Linked DNA regions of Homo sapiens: regions 1 and 3 are each linked to region 2. A link is an interaction called in ENCODE POLR2A ChIA-PET data of the cell type or tissue named here. Cell type or tissue: MCF 10A. All regions are shown on one strand.

What was found. ChIA-PET counts read pairs that join two places held together with the same protein. Peaks named below come from ENCODE experiments on the same cell type or tissue, not always from the same donor. Only the 100,000 strongest peaks of a DNase experiment are listed, where the experiment ranks them.
Region 1: POLR2A ChIA-PET joins it to region 2 with 61 read pairs; 5 of 35 experiments call an interaction of 5 or more read pairs at or near these places.
Region 3: POLR2A ChIA-PET joins it to region 2 with 32 read pairs; 2 of 35 experiments call an interaction of 5 or more read pairs at or near these places.

Annotation. Positions count from the first base shown.
Region 1 is chr4:73,915,092-73,920,091 of GRCh38, reverse strand. No RefSeq gene overlaps it. Among named protein-coding and RNA genes, the nearest start is that of CXCL1, 48 kb to the right of the region's middle. In MCF 10A, no CTCF peak of the experiment used is centred here; a DNase peak (open chromatin) is centred at 2,771.
Region 2 is chr4:73,865,712-73,870,711 of GRCh38, reverse strand. It overlaps CXCL1 (C-X-C motif chemokine ligand 1), which reads right to left and starts at 1,319. Exons shown (of 4, transcript NM_001511.4): 1 at 1,142-1,319; 2 at 920-1,043; 3 at 723-806; 4 at 1-191. The coding sequence starts at 1,241. The coding sequence ends at 176. In MCF 10A, a CTCF peak has its summit at 2,708; DNase peaks (open chromatin) are centred at 231, 1,571, 1,721 and 2,721.
Region 3 is chr4:74,111,444-74,116,443 of GRCh38, reverse strand. It overlaps LOC105377277 (a long non-coding RNA gene), which reads left to right. Exons shown (of 2, transcript XR_938878.2): 2 at 739-1,185. It also overlaps a transcript of MTHFD2L not described here. Among named protein-coding and RNA genes, the nearest start is that of CXCL2, 15 kb to the right of the region's middle. In MCF 10A, no CTCF peak of the experiment used is centred here; DNase peaks (open chromatin) are centred at 2,003 and 4,283.

The DNA of each region.
Region 1 (5,000 bases), 49 kb before region 2:
GAATGTCCATATGCTGATTTATACAAGTATACAGTCCTTCGATGAAGGCTTGAGAGCAACTGAAGGGAAAATGTGAGGCGAGCCTGGAATAGCTTTTTATTCCAGAAGGTAAGGGAGTGCTCAGAAACTCAGAAACAGGAGTCAGCTTGAAGGAATGCTCCTCTTGGGGAAGAGGAGATGTGAGTGAATAGGTTAGGAGACTGAGGAAGTTAGCCAAGTAGATATCTGGTGGAAGGGGATTCCAGGCAAAATAAATAGCCACAAAATAGAAGCACAGCTGCTGTGGGTTTAAGGAACAGTAAAGAGCCCATGGTGGCTGGGGTGAGTGAGCAAGGGAAACAACACTGTTGAAAATGCTATCAAGGAGGGAATAGGGAGCCTCGGGAGGTAAGGCCTGTGACCCATCTCTAAGGATTTGGATGTTAACTCAGAGTGAGAGGAGAACCAATGGGGGATTTTGAACAGAGCAGAATCATAGTTTGACTTACATTTTGTAAAGATTGCACTGGCAAGTGTGTTAAGAATAGACATAGAAGAGCTTAAAGATACCAGTTAGGAGCCTTTTGCAATGATTCAGGTGACTGAAGATGGTGGCTCAACCCAGGGGGGTAGCAGTGAAAGTGGTTATGAAGGTAGAACCAACAAGATTTTTTGTTGGATTGGATGTAGAGTGTGGGAGAAAGAGAAGAGTTGAGGATGACTTTTAAGTTGGCCTATAATAATATTTTAGGCAACAGATACATAGATAGAGAAAACAGAGCTGGAGTGGTCAGGTTGGATCCAAAAGAAATTGAGAAATGAAATTTATTAGAATTGGAGATAAAATTTTTATCTTAAATTTAAGTTCAGGTATTTACCAGTTTAGGAAAAACCTTATAAAACATTCTACCTTTATTTTTAAAGCCTCCCAAAATCAATCGCCTCCTGCAAGTAAACTTGAAGTAGCTGTCTCATTTCTCTCGCTCTGAATCATCAATTTCTTCTGTGCATTTATTAATGTCTTACATAGTACTTATAAAAGATAAGTATTAGAGGATATAAATCCTAATGTTTTAAATATTTTTGTTGGTAAGTATGAAAGACAGGGAAAATGAGCTCAAGAACTCCTTGGTGTGTGTGTGCGAGTGCATGTGTGTTTAGTAATATATAGTTTTTTTCTTTTCTAGTTCCTTTTAATTGGTCTCTTTTTCTCTTTTTCCATTTGGGACACAGACTTGACTGGGAAAACTGGGATAAATCGATAGGGATGTTCTCTTATCTTCATACTAACCTGGAGATACTTTTGTAAGAGTTTATCAGGAAAAATTGCAAAGTCAACAACTGTCAAACAGTTTTTCTTTTTGTCAGCTTTCACCTTCATTCCCAAGCTGTTTTGCCTCCTCCTCATTCTTGTATCTCTGGAACCTAGAGCTTTGTCACTTCTCTCTGGAAGACCAGAGACTGTCATGCAGATCCACGTCATCTTCAAAATGAAAATTATTCCTCACGCCCCATGCCCAATCCCCTTCCATATCAGTGCTGAAAACAAAATAAGTTATTAATCTGTTTATAGCACTTGACCCTAAGATACTAATGAATGAGCCAAAGATTTATCAAAGAACTTCAAAGAGAATTTGTACAACAAAATGCTATCTCTAATAGAAAAGTAAGTGGAGTTATATTCTTATTACAGACTACCTCTTAACAACACCCAGAAAACACACATACACAGACTGAGAAAACACACACACACACACACTCCCACGCATCCCTATAGAATCATTTGCTGCCATACCGCCCCTTCCTTCTCTCCCAGACTCTTTTCACACACAGCTTTAGTGCAGTAGAGGTTTATGCTTGTGTTCTAACAAGGTACCAATAAATGCCATTCCTCATTTTCTTGGAGTGTCCTGTGGATTCACACATTGTTTTATTGGAAGGAATGTACCCTTGTAAAACTAGGAGGCAACATAGTATTGACTTGGCCAGAATGAGACTCAGAAAGCCATGTAAAGGGCTAATAGTCTATTCAGTGTTTTAAGAAATGATTTTGTTTCCCCCACTTAGAAATAGTTTTATTTTCCTGTATCAGAATGCAATTATTCTATCAAAGTACAAAAGATCATTCTCTCTTCTCTTATAGTTAACACATTTTTCCAGACACGACAAAATATAACAACTAATAGAAGTACTTTAAATCAGCGGTCCTCAACCTTTTTTTTGGCACCAGGGACCTGTTTTGTGGAAGACAATTTTTCCAAGGATGGTGAGGGTGGGGGAGTAGTTTCGGGAATGAAACTGCCCCACCTCAGATCATCAGGCATTAGTTAAATTCTCACAAGGAGCTCGCAACCTATAAACCTCGCATGCAGTTCACAATAGGGTTCATGCTCCTATGAGAATCTAATTTTATCAGAGATGGAGCTCAAGCAGTAATGCTGTCTTGCCTGCTGCTCACCTCCTGCTGTGTGGCCCAGTTCCTAACAGGGGACAGACTGATAGCCCGGGGATTGGGCACCCCTGCTTAGATTATAAACACAAGAAAATTTAATGGAATTAGGCCCATTTCTGATTAAAGTATCAAAGAGTCTCCCAGTGCTATTAACACTGACTCTAATCCAGGATACAGAAAAGTGCTGGGTGGCTCCATTACAGATGGAGAAATTGCCTAGAGAGGGTAGGAGGTTTCTCAACATAATGCTCAGAATCATAGAAAGGAATGAAAAGCCTCTGACTCACTGTCTGGTGTTTTCCAAAGGCCAACCACATTTAAATGTTTAAATTCAGAGCCAAATACCTCCAAATACAACTAACCACAGAGACTATGAGGGAATCAGGTCATTTGGGAAAAAAACACAAGAAGTTAACCTCTTGAGCAAGTGTTAAACATACCTCAGAATTATGGTGGTGTCTTAACTTTGTTTACTACAACATTAAACTAAGAAAAGTGACAGGCAGAACATTGGGGACGGTACCATTACCACACTAAGACTAAAGTAAATAAACGCTTTGGGCTAACTGGCTACTTCTGAAATGAGAATGCAACACAGGACCAAAGAAATAAAAACCAAAGAGCTTTAAAATGGCCAATTGCAAAATAGAAAAATAAATGTTTTTATAATCTATAGAACACCCAGAAAAAAATGTGTTTTTGTAGGCAGGAGATTTTTTATTTTTATTTTTTATTCTTTTGGAATTGCCATAATTTTTACTCTCCTAAAATCAGAACCTCAGACAAGGACTTGGGTCCTTGTAGTTGATTTGCGAGGGTATCCAAGACACAAACATAAGAGGTAAGAGGAGTGAAACCTGGAGGAGTGGGAAGCCAGTATAAATGTATGCCTCACTGAGTTGCTGCTATGAGAAACAGGGCCTCCATTCCTCTGGAATTTGTGGGGAGCACATAGAATGCTTTCTGGAATTGCTTGCCTTGAAGGCCTGGAGTCTGGTGCAGGTAACCATCAGTTCTCCTTGCCTAGTGGTTGAGGATTACTCCCAGGGACATAAACTCTCTTCCTCTACTTGGGACTCTTTTTCCATACTAGTCAAGCAGACTCCCACTACCTTGGGGAAGGCTTTGAAGCAGAATGCAAAAATATGCTTGCTCTTACAGTGGACTGCTATCAGTGCAGGATGAATCTGAGGTTTTCTGGAGCTCTTCACTACAGTTGTGACTGAGATGAAAGGTAAGTTTGGGGTATGTGATGGGGAGGAAAATAAATGAATGTCATGGTCTGCTTCACTCAGAATTGCATCACTCATAGTCTTGCATTACTCCAATTTACAGGAGCTCATATTGAATTTTCTTGGTCATTTAGTTTTAGAGAAACAAGCTACCCTCATCACTACTGCACCTGGTCCTTAGGCCATCATCAATATTCATCATCTCCCTCCTTCAATCCATTCTAGATTTTCACTGTGTTTTGTCAGAAATTGAAATAATTCAATATGCTTACCTGGTAGGGTCACCTAAATTTTCATCCCTGAGGGGTTTGAGCTCTTGGTTGTCTTGCCCTTGTCTAACCACAGTTGCTGAAATCGCTTATTTACCATTTTTCCATGGCATGGAAACATCACAAGTCCCCATAAGTGTCAATGATCTGAACTATTCCTGACAATCTGAGTCAATTATATCAAACAGTATAACTTTTTTATTTATCTTCTGGCCCACAAGCATGAGGAACCCAAAGTGACCAGGTGGCAGCTGTGGCTTTAAGTTCAATGGAACACTTTCTGTATGCCCTGGTACCAATATTCTTCTCTCCATGGGTCACCATTAAACATCCCTTCAAAATGGCAATTAGGATTGTTCCTACTTGATCTTTTCATGACTAATACTCTATGGGTTACGCTATTGCAAATTCCAGGCATTTTTGTTCCCCAGAAATTGTATTACCTTACTGACACCAAATAAAAACATATAATTATCTTTGATGGTATTTCATATATATATATATATATATATATATATATATATATATATATATATATAAAATTGGCAACTAGTAGTGATTATTCTGCAATATCACATTTTTCTTCATTAATGAGAGCTTGATTTAAAGACCCAATGTGAAATTTTTGTACTTTATTACAAAGAACAAAGTGACAGATACTGTAAGAAAGCAATGGGAAAAGAAAAAAGTACAGAGAGAATTTAATGCCATGTTACCCACAGCTCTCAATTTAAGCTGTTTTGTTACTCCTTTAGGCAGCTGGAATCATGGGGGAAAGAGTTTATAAACAAAATCTCGACAATGGGACAGAGATTTACTTGTGCCTCAAAGAAACGTCTAGCTATTTTGATTGGTTATTTTGAGTTTTTGTTCTCTGTTTTATCATAGCATTAGCAGATTTTTCACTTTGAATAAGCCAAAGCTCATTAACCTACATCTCTCTGAATCTTGTTGAATTTGAAATTTTCTACTGCTGATAGCCAGATCCAAACTGTTGAATATTGGTGTAGTTATATAAGTCACTACAGTTGCTCAGCAGTGAGAACTTCAAAGTGATTGTGTATGTCT
Region 2 (5,000 bases):
TCTTCAAAACTAATGAATAAATAAATAAATAGAAGACTTCTCCTAAGCGATGCTCAAACACATTAGGCACAATCCAGGTGGCCTCTGCAGCTGTGTCTCTCTTTCCTCTTCTGTTCCTATAAGGGCAGGGCCTCCTTCAGGAACAGCCACCAGTGAGCTTCCTCCTCCCTTCTGGTCAGTTGGATTTGTCACTGCAATGAGAAAATGGGTGCCCTGAGTAGGTGCTCGGGAAAGCTGATTGCACAACACTCTTCTCCTGCCCTGCTCCTCCAGCCTCTAGAGTTTTCCGAATGCAGTTTCCCCAGCCTGGCAACCAAGTGGCTACTGCCTATGACAGCTGTGCTGTGTGGCAGGGACCTCTAAGCTTGGGATGCTCTTTTAGGAATGGGGGTGGGGTGGGGCGGTGGTCTCCACTGTACTATTGGATTAAAAACAGCCAGAACCTGTTGCTGTTTGTCCTACTGGGCCTCAAATGAAGGCAGTTTTACCTACATTCATTGGAACGAAGGAAGAACCAGGGTGGGGACGCCAGGCATTGGGAATATCCTCTGGCACCAGAGCAGTAATTATCGTAAAGGAAACCTTAATTGTGAAAACAATAATCCCAATTTCTAGTCCTTCAACTAACCCCTGGGTTTTCCTGATTTTATTTTTAGGGGGCACATGCCAGTATTTCTGACCAACGGCTCCAGTCGCCTGTGTACATGGAAACCATAACTCACCTGTTCAGCATCTTTTCGATGATTTTCTTAACTATGGGGGATGCAGGATTGAGGCAAGCTTTCCGCCCATTCTTGAGTGTGGCTCTGCAGAGGGAAGGGAATCTCGTGAGGCAGGAGGTCGGGCTGGGGACAGGGTTGGGGCAGCAGGAGGGTCTGGGACCCCGGCGGTGGCAGAGGCAGCGCGGGGCGGGACTTACATGACTTCGGTTTGGGCGCAGTGGGGTCCGGGGGACTTCACGTTCACACTTTGGATGTTCTTGGGGTGAATTCCCTGCAGGGTCTGCAAGCACTGGCAGCGCAGTTCAGTGGCCACGGACGCTCCTAGGGAAGAAGAGACTCACTGACTGAGCGAGGCTGTCGGCGCTGGGTGCCTACCCCAGCCGCGTCCGGCCCGGGGACCCCAGGGCGCCGGTACCCACCTGCTGCGCGCCGGCCAGCGGCTACCAGGAGCAGGAGCAGCAGTGCCACTCGCAGGAGCCGGGGATTGCTGGGGGCGGCGGAGAGAGCAGCGCGGGCCATGGGGCTCAGCAGGCGGGTCTGGCGGCTGTGAGAGGAGCGGAAGAGCTGGCGAGGAGGTGCCTGCGGCCCGGGCTCTGTGGCTCTCCGAGATCCGCGAACCCCTTTTATGCATGGTTGGGGCTGGAAAGCCCGGAGCCCCCGGGCCAGGGAAATTCCCGGAGTTCCAGATCGATCCCGAGTCCGGAAGGAAGGCGACGGCCCCGCCCCCAGGGTGGAGCGCTTGGGGTGCGGGTGGGGTGTGGGGGTCCACTGATGCAGCCCGCGCCTCGCCCTTCAGAGTAACTCCTGTGGACTCTGAGACTCTGGGATATTCGCCTTCTGCCCCAGATCCCTGGAGGGGGGCTGAGTGGCAGCCTGCGCTGAAGATACCACCTGAGAGGTGGGATCTTGGGTGCCTGGTGATCCCAGTGTGTGGGGCTGGGAACGGAGAAGGAGCTGGGGCGGATCCCTGAGAACCACCACAGAGAAGGCGCGACCTCTTTGGAGGAAGAGCGTTGTGTCTCGGATTTGTGGCTGGAGATTGAGAGAAATTAACAAGGTGCTGGGAGATAGGCTGGAGCTATATTATCCTCTCTGCCTCAGCCTTTCTTATTTTCAGTTTAGCCTATTTCACGTACATCTAACATCAGTGCTGTCTGTGAAAGTACAGTCCATTATGTCAGATTCCAGAGAAGAATGTTCTGCTTGTTCCTTGTGTTGCATATTCTCTAACCACACTTAGAATATCTTGTTTACGTTTTCCATTTGGTGGCAACAGATTATCAGTGTCAAAAGCTGAATCCAGTGTTAGCGTCAGTGGAAGCCAGGGCTGTATAACATGAACTCTTCTTTCATATCCTGCTTATCTTCCTTCTTCCCTGTAAAATGTTGGAACTTTCAAAATCCCCTGGAAATCTTTTCCCTGTAGGAGGGGTTCAGGTTTGATCTAGAAATACGGCACTGGTTGTCACTCCGGACCTCGGAGGGGCTGGGTCCAGCAGGCTCATGGGCTCACCATTCCTGGTTCTGTCTTTGGACTGCATAGCACATGACACCAGGGAGTGGGTACCTGGTGTGCAAGCACCCTTCCCACTGAAGCAGCAGACATGCATTCGGATGAAATAGGAACGCCGGATCCCACATAGAGTCACATTCCATTTACTATAGGACTTCCTGGTATTCAGTATTGGGCCCCCTTTCTAGAGAAACACACACATGTTGTTTTCTCTCAGGAATTTCAGTCATTTAACCTGGTAGCTTTATTACTTTTTTCTCCAGAAGTTCTAGAGAACTTATTTTTATTCATCATTAGGTTTTTAGAGGGTTTAAGTGTGATTCTCCAAGTGGGATTCAGAGCTCTCTGAGACATGGAGTAAGATGGGAGGAGGGGGAAAAAGCAGAGGCTTCTGCCCCAGGGGCAGATGTCTCCACAACAGAGTTCTACACAGCCCAGCTCAATAGGTAAGACCTGTGTTCCTAGCCAAGCAGAGAACACAGGCAAGGCTGCCACCTGCATTTAGTAGTGAAGCATCGCCTGCAGATTGTTTAGCCTCTCCGTTTCTACCCCAAGGTGGTTATGAGAAATGAGTCAACATTTGTAAGAGCCAGCATGGATTTAAGTGCCTTATAAATGTTTGTTAAATATTTGTTTAAAAAAAAAATGGAAATAGCGTTTTCCAACATTGCCTAAACAGAAACTCATCCTGATGTGAATTTATATATATATTTATATATTTATATATATATATATATATATATATATATATATATATATAATGGAAAGGTTCACTCCCCAGTGTTTTTTACATTTAAAATTTTCTATATCAGTTACTGCTACCCAACTACCCCTAATGTATACAACACCATATACAGCAGTATGAGTCTTGAATAAATCAAGGCAGGTCCTGGAAGACAGAATGTTCATATAAACACCAAAAGCTCAGTTTCCAAAATGCCCTTTCGGTTACTCAGGGGTACTGGTGCTCTCATTACAGTAATCTTAGTCAAGGGTAGAAAGGTGTGCTAGAATGTTGTTTCTTTAAAACAGACACTGTAGATAGTATATGTACTCCAGTCTTTTTCAATTATTTCTCTTTTCACATCTTCCTGATTACTTATATTTCTTAACAGGAAGAATAAATGAAAAAGCATTGACCCAATGGAGACCAAATACAGTGTCCCAAATATCTTCATCAGTTTCAAGCTGTAATCAATGCTGCAAACTTCTAAATCTAAATTTTTTAAAAAAGAAACTCAGCTGAGAATTTACAAAAATTGAAATAAAATTTTCTGTATCAGGCTTTCAGAAAGGAAGACAAATATGTACTCTACCACGAGGTACACTTAGATGAAATTTTATTTGTTACCGTTCAGACAGATCATTGGTTTATTTTGTAGTCCACCTTTCAATCACTTCATGTATATAAAAAGGGACTTTGAATGTAATAGTCTTCATCTTATTTATTGAAAAGATGTACTAAAGGAATGACTATTTTTTAAAAAAACTCTAGTATTTATCAATATGACTCTAAGGGAAAAATCAAGAAAATTAGAGGAAGGTTCAAATTAGTAGTAAGGAATAGGAAATGACATATAATCTAAAGTTTATTAAGTGTGTGACTAGCTCATGCATAATTGAAAGTTTGAGTGATTACACCTCTTATTATCACTCTTTTTCTGGGATTTGATGGGAAACTGAAATTTCCAGAAACATGGAAATGATTCTTTAAAACTTGAAAAATGTATTGTTTTGTTTTCTAATTGTAGTTGTAATATATGCTCATTTTATAAAGTTTATACAAACCAAAAAGGCAAGAAGAGATTTTTCTTCTCTAATGTCTCTTCACTTTGTCTATGAAACAAACATTCACAGGTCGCTGAAAATTTGCTTTTTTTTCTTCAACAAAGGAGCTAAATTATAAGAGCTTACAGAATTCTGGTAAATAAAAAATATGCTGCTTCCTTGATTATGCTGCTGCATACCAAGGGCAAATTGCTAAACCTCTACACCCGAGGCAAAGGGCAGAGCATTTATTTTCTGCTCTTCTAAGCAGTTTACAAATATTAACTCATTCAGTCTTCCAAACAAGCCTGTGCTTGTACTGATAACTACAGTATCAGTAGATATTGTTGTGTCTATGAGATTTTAAGTTGCAAATAAAGAAACTGTGGTGCAGAGAGGTTAAGTCACTTGCCTAAGGTCATACATCCTTGAGCCTGGAAATCAAAGTCAGATAAAATGGCATTTAACTATTATACTATGATAAAAACACTCTGTGATATATAATTAATACTTTCAAGAGTAGAATGATTTTAAAAAATCTGTTATTGCCCTAGTTGAATGGTTCAAATTTACATATTCTTAAATGAAAACACAGCAAAATGGTCACACATCTCTATAATTTTGTTTCACTAACAGCATATCTTTCCTGTGGCATTGAAATAGCTTGTTATATTTTCCTGAAGTACACAATTCTGAAAAATAAAATAGTAACTTTGCCATGAGAAAACCTGGTAAACTCGCCCTATACCAAATGAGGAAGATTTACGTCATCAGTGTGATGTCATGTGCATATCATGTACCCCCTTGATATGATGTCACAAGAACAGCATACCTCTTTGGTGCTCTTTCAAAAATTAATAGCCCAAGTCTAATCATGAGAAAAGCATGCTTCAAACCTAAATCAAAGAATCTTAAATGGCTGAGTGGTACTCTTCAAAATTGTCAATGTCATGAAAAATAAGGGCAGATTGAAGAACCATCACAGTCCAGAGGAAATT
Region 3 (5,000 bases), 250 kb before region 2:
CTCTCACTCTGACTTTATTTCTTTACAGTTCTCCTTATATTGGGTGATGTTGGAGTAGCTAGTCATGTTTTTGAGATGTGGCTGGGGGAAGTTGAGTTGAGGGTACTCGAATTTAGTTTAGCTTTAGTGATATGTATTTTATTGGTTGACAGTTATGTTATGAATGGTTCTGTTTTTACTAGCCATCCTGGTGTGAGACTGGCTCCCAGGTATACTCCTTTGCTTACTGTGCACACTCACTCAGCGTTCTGATGCAGAAATCAGAATGTGTCCTAATATACACAATACCAAAATGATGCAGGTATGGAAGAGACAAGGTTGAAATGCACAGATCCAGGAGCTAGTGTGGAGAATATTATTCCAATAATCAGAGTGAAAAATCATAAGCAGATAATTCACTTTATATCAATCCTAGACAAAACAAACCCCTCCCCTTCAGGAATATACTCAACAATACAGGGTCTTTGATTACAAATACTTTATATTTTTTCCCCTTATTTGATTGGAATGATCATGTTCAATTGGAATTTAATAATGTTTCATAGAATATCAGAATTTCTGTGTTTGTAGAGCATGTACCTGTAGTAGCACGACAAACGGTGAGTTCATCCGTATGTGATGCTGCATACTTTATGCATTCAGCTATCGATAATAGCTATTTTTATTGATAAATGTAATTTAATTTAATCACTTATATTTACATTGCTAATATACACGAGTATTTCTTTCAAACCACAGGTTAACACACACTAAAGGGCAATGCCATTAAAGGAGAAGAGGAACTTTGGAAACTGCTGTCTGAAAGGAAAGCAAAGCACTCTTCATTAACAGCTAGTGGGCTCCTAATTTCTGCCCATGAAGGCATGTTCATACTGACAGAGCACCCCCTCAAGGGGAAGAACCATCCGCGCTAATTCTTGTTGTCCTCTTCTGAGCTAGTGTGCTCATTGTTCATACAAACTAGTGTGTCAACATTAAAACAAAAAGGGAGTTGAATCAATAAATGACTTGGGAGGCTGTCATACTTGTAACAACTATGGCGACAGAAGAACACTGGCTGTAGTATTTGGTATTAGCATTGGTGTCTGGATCTATAACTAAAAAAGCTTCTTCATTTCTCCAAACTAATAGATATGACAGATATTGCCACACTTAGCTCTACTTAAATAAATATTCTAAACTCAATCTCAAATCCACTAATGGAATTTCTGTCGCAGTCTCTCCTATGGTCAAAAAATAATTAGAGTAACAGAATAGTAGTTTTATACCAGATAGATATTTGAAGAAGAAATAGTCATCATATATACTTAAATATTCTCAAAATGTCTCCCTTGCCCTCCCCCTAATACCATCATTTCTTTGTTTCAGGGAAATGGCATTTTAATAAAACACTTACTGTGATGTACCATTTACTGGGCAAGGGCAGCTGCCTGGCCAAGGTGAAAGAGCACAGAAGCAAAGACTTAATGCTTTGATCTAGAATCCTGGCTCCACAACTTCTCTGAGTCCCAGTTACCTCATCTATCAAGGGCTAATAATCCTTCTTTTTGAGGTTGGTGTGAGAATCAAATGAATTAATCCATAGAAAAAGCCAGCACACTGCCTATCCTGGAGCATGTATTTTAATTCCCATGCTCTTTGCAGCTTTGCCCATGACCTCCACTGAAGCCTCAAGACCCACAAACCTAGACATTAATTTGTATGCTAATAATCTCCTATGTTTGTGAGAGAGTTTGGAGCTTTCATAGTCATCTACCATTGGTAAGAGAGAGGTTAGCCAGCTTACCTGAGGTCCCACAGCTGGTCAATTACAGGGCTGAAATGGTGAACTGTAGGTCCGGTAGGCTACCTGCTCTCCACTCTCTCCTACACAGCCTCTCACATAGCTTTGAGGGGGAACAAGCAGTGCTTTTCAACAAAGGAAAGTGTGCTGAATCCATGAATCATTACTTTGGCCTAGAACATTTCAAAAGAAGAGCTTAAGGCAAAATTTAAAATTATAAGAGAAAATAACTTCTACTTCTCTGACCTGTTTTTTTATCCCAGTGATGGTGACTCACCTCCTTTGCTTCAGGCATCTTGCTTGAGTGCTATAGTGCATCATAGGATATGCTCATCATGGAAAAACAAACCCAGTACCCAAGGAAAAAAACCAAGCCCCCACTAGAATGTCAGCTCCATAAGGGCAGGGATTTTTCTATTTTGTTTAGTGATGTCTCCCAAGTTCTTATGATACCACCTGGAACATAGTAGGTGCTCTGGTGAACGAGTCAGTTCTATTGAATAAGAATGAGAATGTGAATTCTAACATCACAATGGAATCTCAGGCAACGGTGATCTGGCCCTTAGTCTGAATTCCCATAGTGCTTAGGAAAGTTGGCCTGGAATTGCTATCAGGGATCAGGTGAGGTGTCAGGTGGTCTCCATCTACACTGCAAACTCTTCTAGGGCAAGGGCAGGACCTTGTCTTTCAGCTCAATGCTAATCCCCAGCAGGTGTATTTTAAACAGACACATACACATGCATGCATATATATATATATATACGCTTTGAGAAACTGATATTTGTACAAATTTGAAAGTAGTTTTATAGGCATATTTCTACATAATAGATTCAATTTGGCGTAAACCACAGTAATATGGGTACTTAAAAAACAATTCAAAATGCCAATGATCTGCAATCTAGTCACCTATGTGTTGGTATCTTTTAACCAAAAGGCTAAGTACCTGTATTGGGCCATTTATGAGTCACTATAAAGGACTATAAAGCACTATAAAGGAATAACCATGACTGGGTAACTTATAAAGGAAAGAGGTTTAATTGGCTCATGGTTCTGCAGGCTATGCAAGCATGACTTCAGCAACTGCTTCTGGTGAGGGCCTCAGGAAACTTACAATCACGGCAAAAGAAAAAGGGAGAGCAGTGATTGTCACATGGTGAGAGAGAGATCAAAAGAGAGAAGAGGGAAGGTCCCAGACTCTACAACCAGATCTCACATGAGCTAACTGAGCAAGAACTCACTTATCACCAAGGGGAATGGTGCTAAGCGATTCATAAGGAATCTGTCCCCAAGATCCATTCCCCTCCCACCAGACCCCACCTCCAACATTGGGAATCACATTTCCACATGAGATTTGGAGTGGACAAACATCCAAACTATATCAGTATCTAAATTAGAAGATTGTACAGAATTAAAGTCAAAGGAGATGGAGAGTTTTGAGGGCTCTTTCATCAAGGTATGGTGAGGCTTACCAGAGGCCACCTCCTGGTCAACAGTTCAGGGTCCCTCCTCCCCATTCCACCACTTGGCTATTTTTATGTTTGTGGTAACTATATTTCATGTTGTGGATAGTAGTTTAAATAGGATGGCATTCTATAAAAAAAATTTGAAAAAATGGTGACAAACTTTAAGCAAATAAATAATAAGAATGTTTTTCTAAATTACATAAAAACAAAACTTTTCCATCTAGTTTGGGATAACATTCTTCTATGGCTTCCTGGGTTGTTCCTCCAATGACTCTTTTTGGTGTGTGTGCCTTCTGAGTCACCTACCCTTGCCTTCTCCTATGAATTTGGACACCATACTTTCAAAATAGAGGGCAAGATATCCAGTCCTTGCGATGTATTGGAGAATAAAATTTTTAAAATCAAAATGTCACAGAAAACAGAGAATGAGAATTTACCAAGTTTGTAGACTAACATACTGTTACAGGACTCCTTCAGTGCTGCTTCACCAGCTGGAAATCTCTGTGGCTGCTGTGACCTCTGCCTGTAGTCTTGCCAAGGCCTGCTGGGCTCACTCTTCCCACTCAGCCTGATGGGCTGTACTCAGCTTGTGCTACCTGCTTGGATCCCACATCTGAACAGGGACTCTGTGTTTTGCCTGTGGCTAAACTTGGCATGCCACAGGCAGCTTTTGCATTGGGAGCCGGAGTCTAGATGAGGGGAATGCAGTGGCACCTGAAAACTCAGAGATGCCAGCAACTGTGGAGCCCCAGGTGATGTTACAGCTCTCGCCTGGGGAATCCTGAGGTCTAAGCTCCCAAGAAATGTTGCAGCTTTTGTAGTTCAGCAAGCTGGCCAGGAGGGAATAGTGCCTAACTGCTTCACTTCTTTGAGCCTGCAGCTCGGAGGATGGAGGCATGTTACAGCTCTCCCTGCTGCCTGCAGCTTGGAGGATGGGGGTGTGTTGTGTTACAGCTCATTTGTACCTGCTAAATAGGGGCATGCGGCACCCAGTGGTTTTTTTCACTCCTGTAACTCAGTGAGCAGGAGTATGTGTTACACCCTTTTGGCATGTTCCGGGTTCTTGTCCTGTGACCAAGAAGAATGACGTACACAGACACCGGAGAGTGAGCAAAGCAGAGAAGAATTTTCCTGAGTGGCAGAAAAGCTCTCAACACAAGAGGGGACTTGAAGTGGATGGTCCTCTGTGTGAGAGGAGGCCCAAAAGCAGGTGGCTGTCTGTAAGGCTGAGTTTGGGGTTTTTATGGGTTCAGAATGGGGGAGTGTATGCTGATTGGTCCATGGGTGGGCCTGGAAAAAGCATCATTATATTGGCTAAAAGGCATCGAGGAAATTCTCACTCTGGTCATGGGCTCTACCCCGAACTGGCAGCTCAGTTTTCAGTCTTCAGGCTGTCTTTGGCTTGGAGATCAGGTTTTACCAGGGACGCATCCCTGTCTGCCTAAGAATTTGTCTATCTCCTGTTGCTATCAATATAGCCAATGTGACCAGCTATTTCCAGGTCAAATTATGTCACTACATAGTGTGGCATGTGAAGATCCTAACTATACCCAGATAGATTATTATAAGTATCACCTTCCCCATTCTTATGTTCTAGTCTCCAATAGAACATATCAACTGCCAATTCATCAGAAATACTACCAACAACAACAACAAAAAACCCCTTCAATCAGGAAACGTTAAATTTATTAGAATTACTCAACAGGAGGAACAATGCTCTGACAGCATTTTAGTGTCTCAGAAGGAGGATGTTC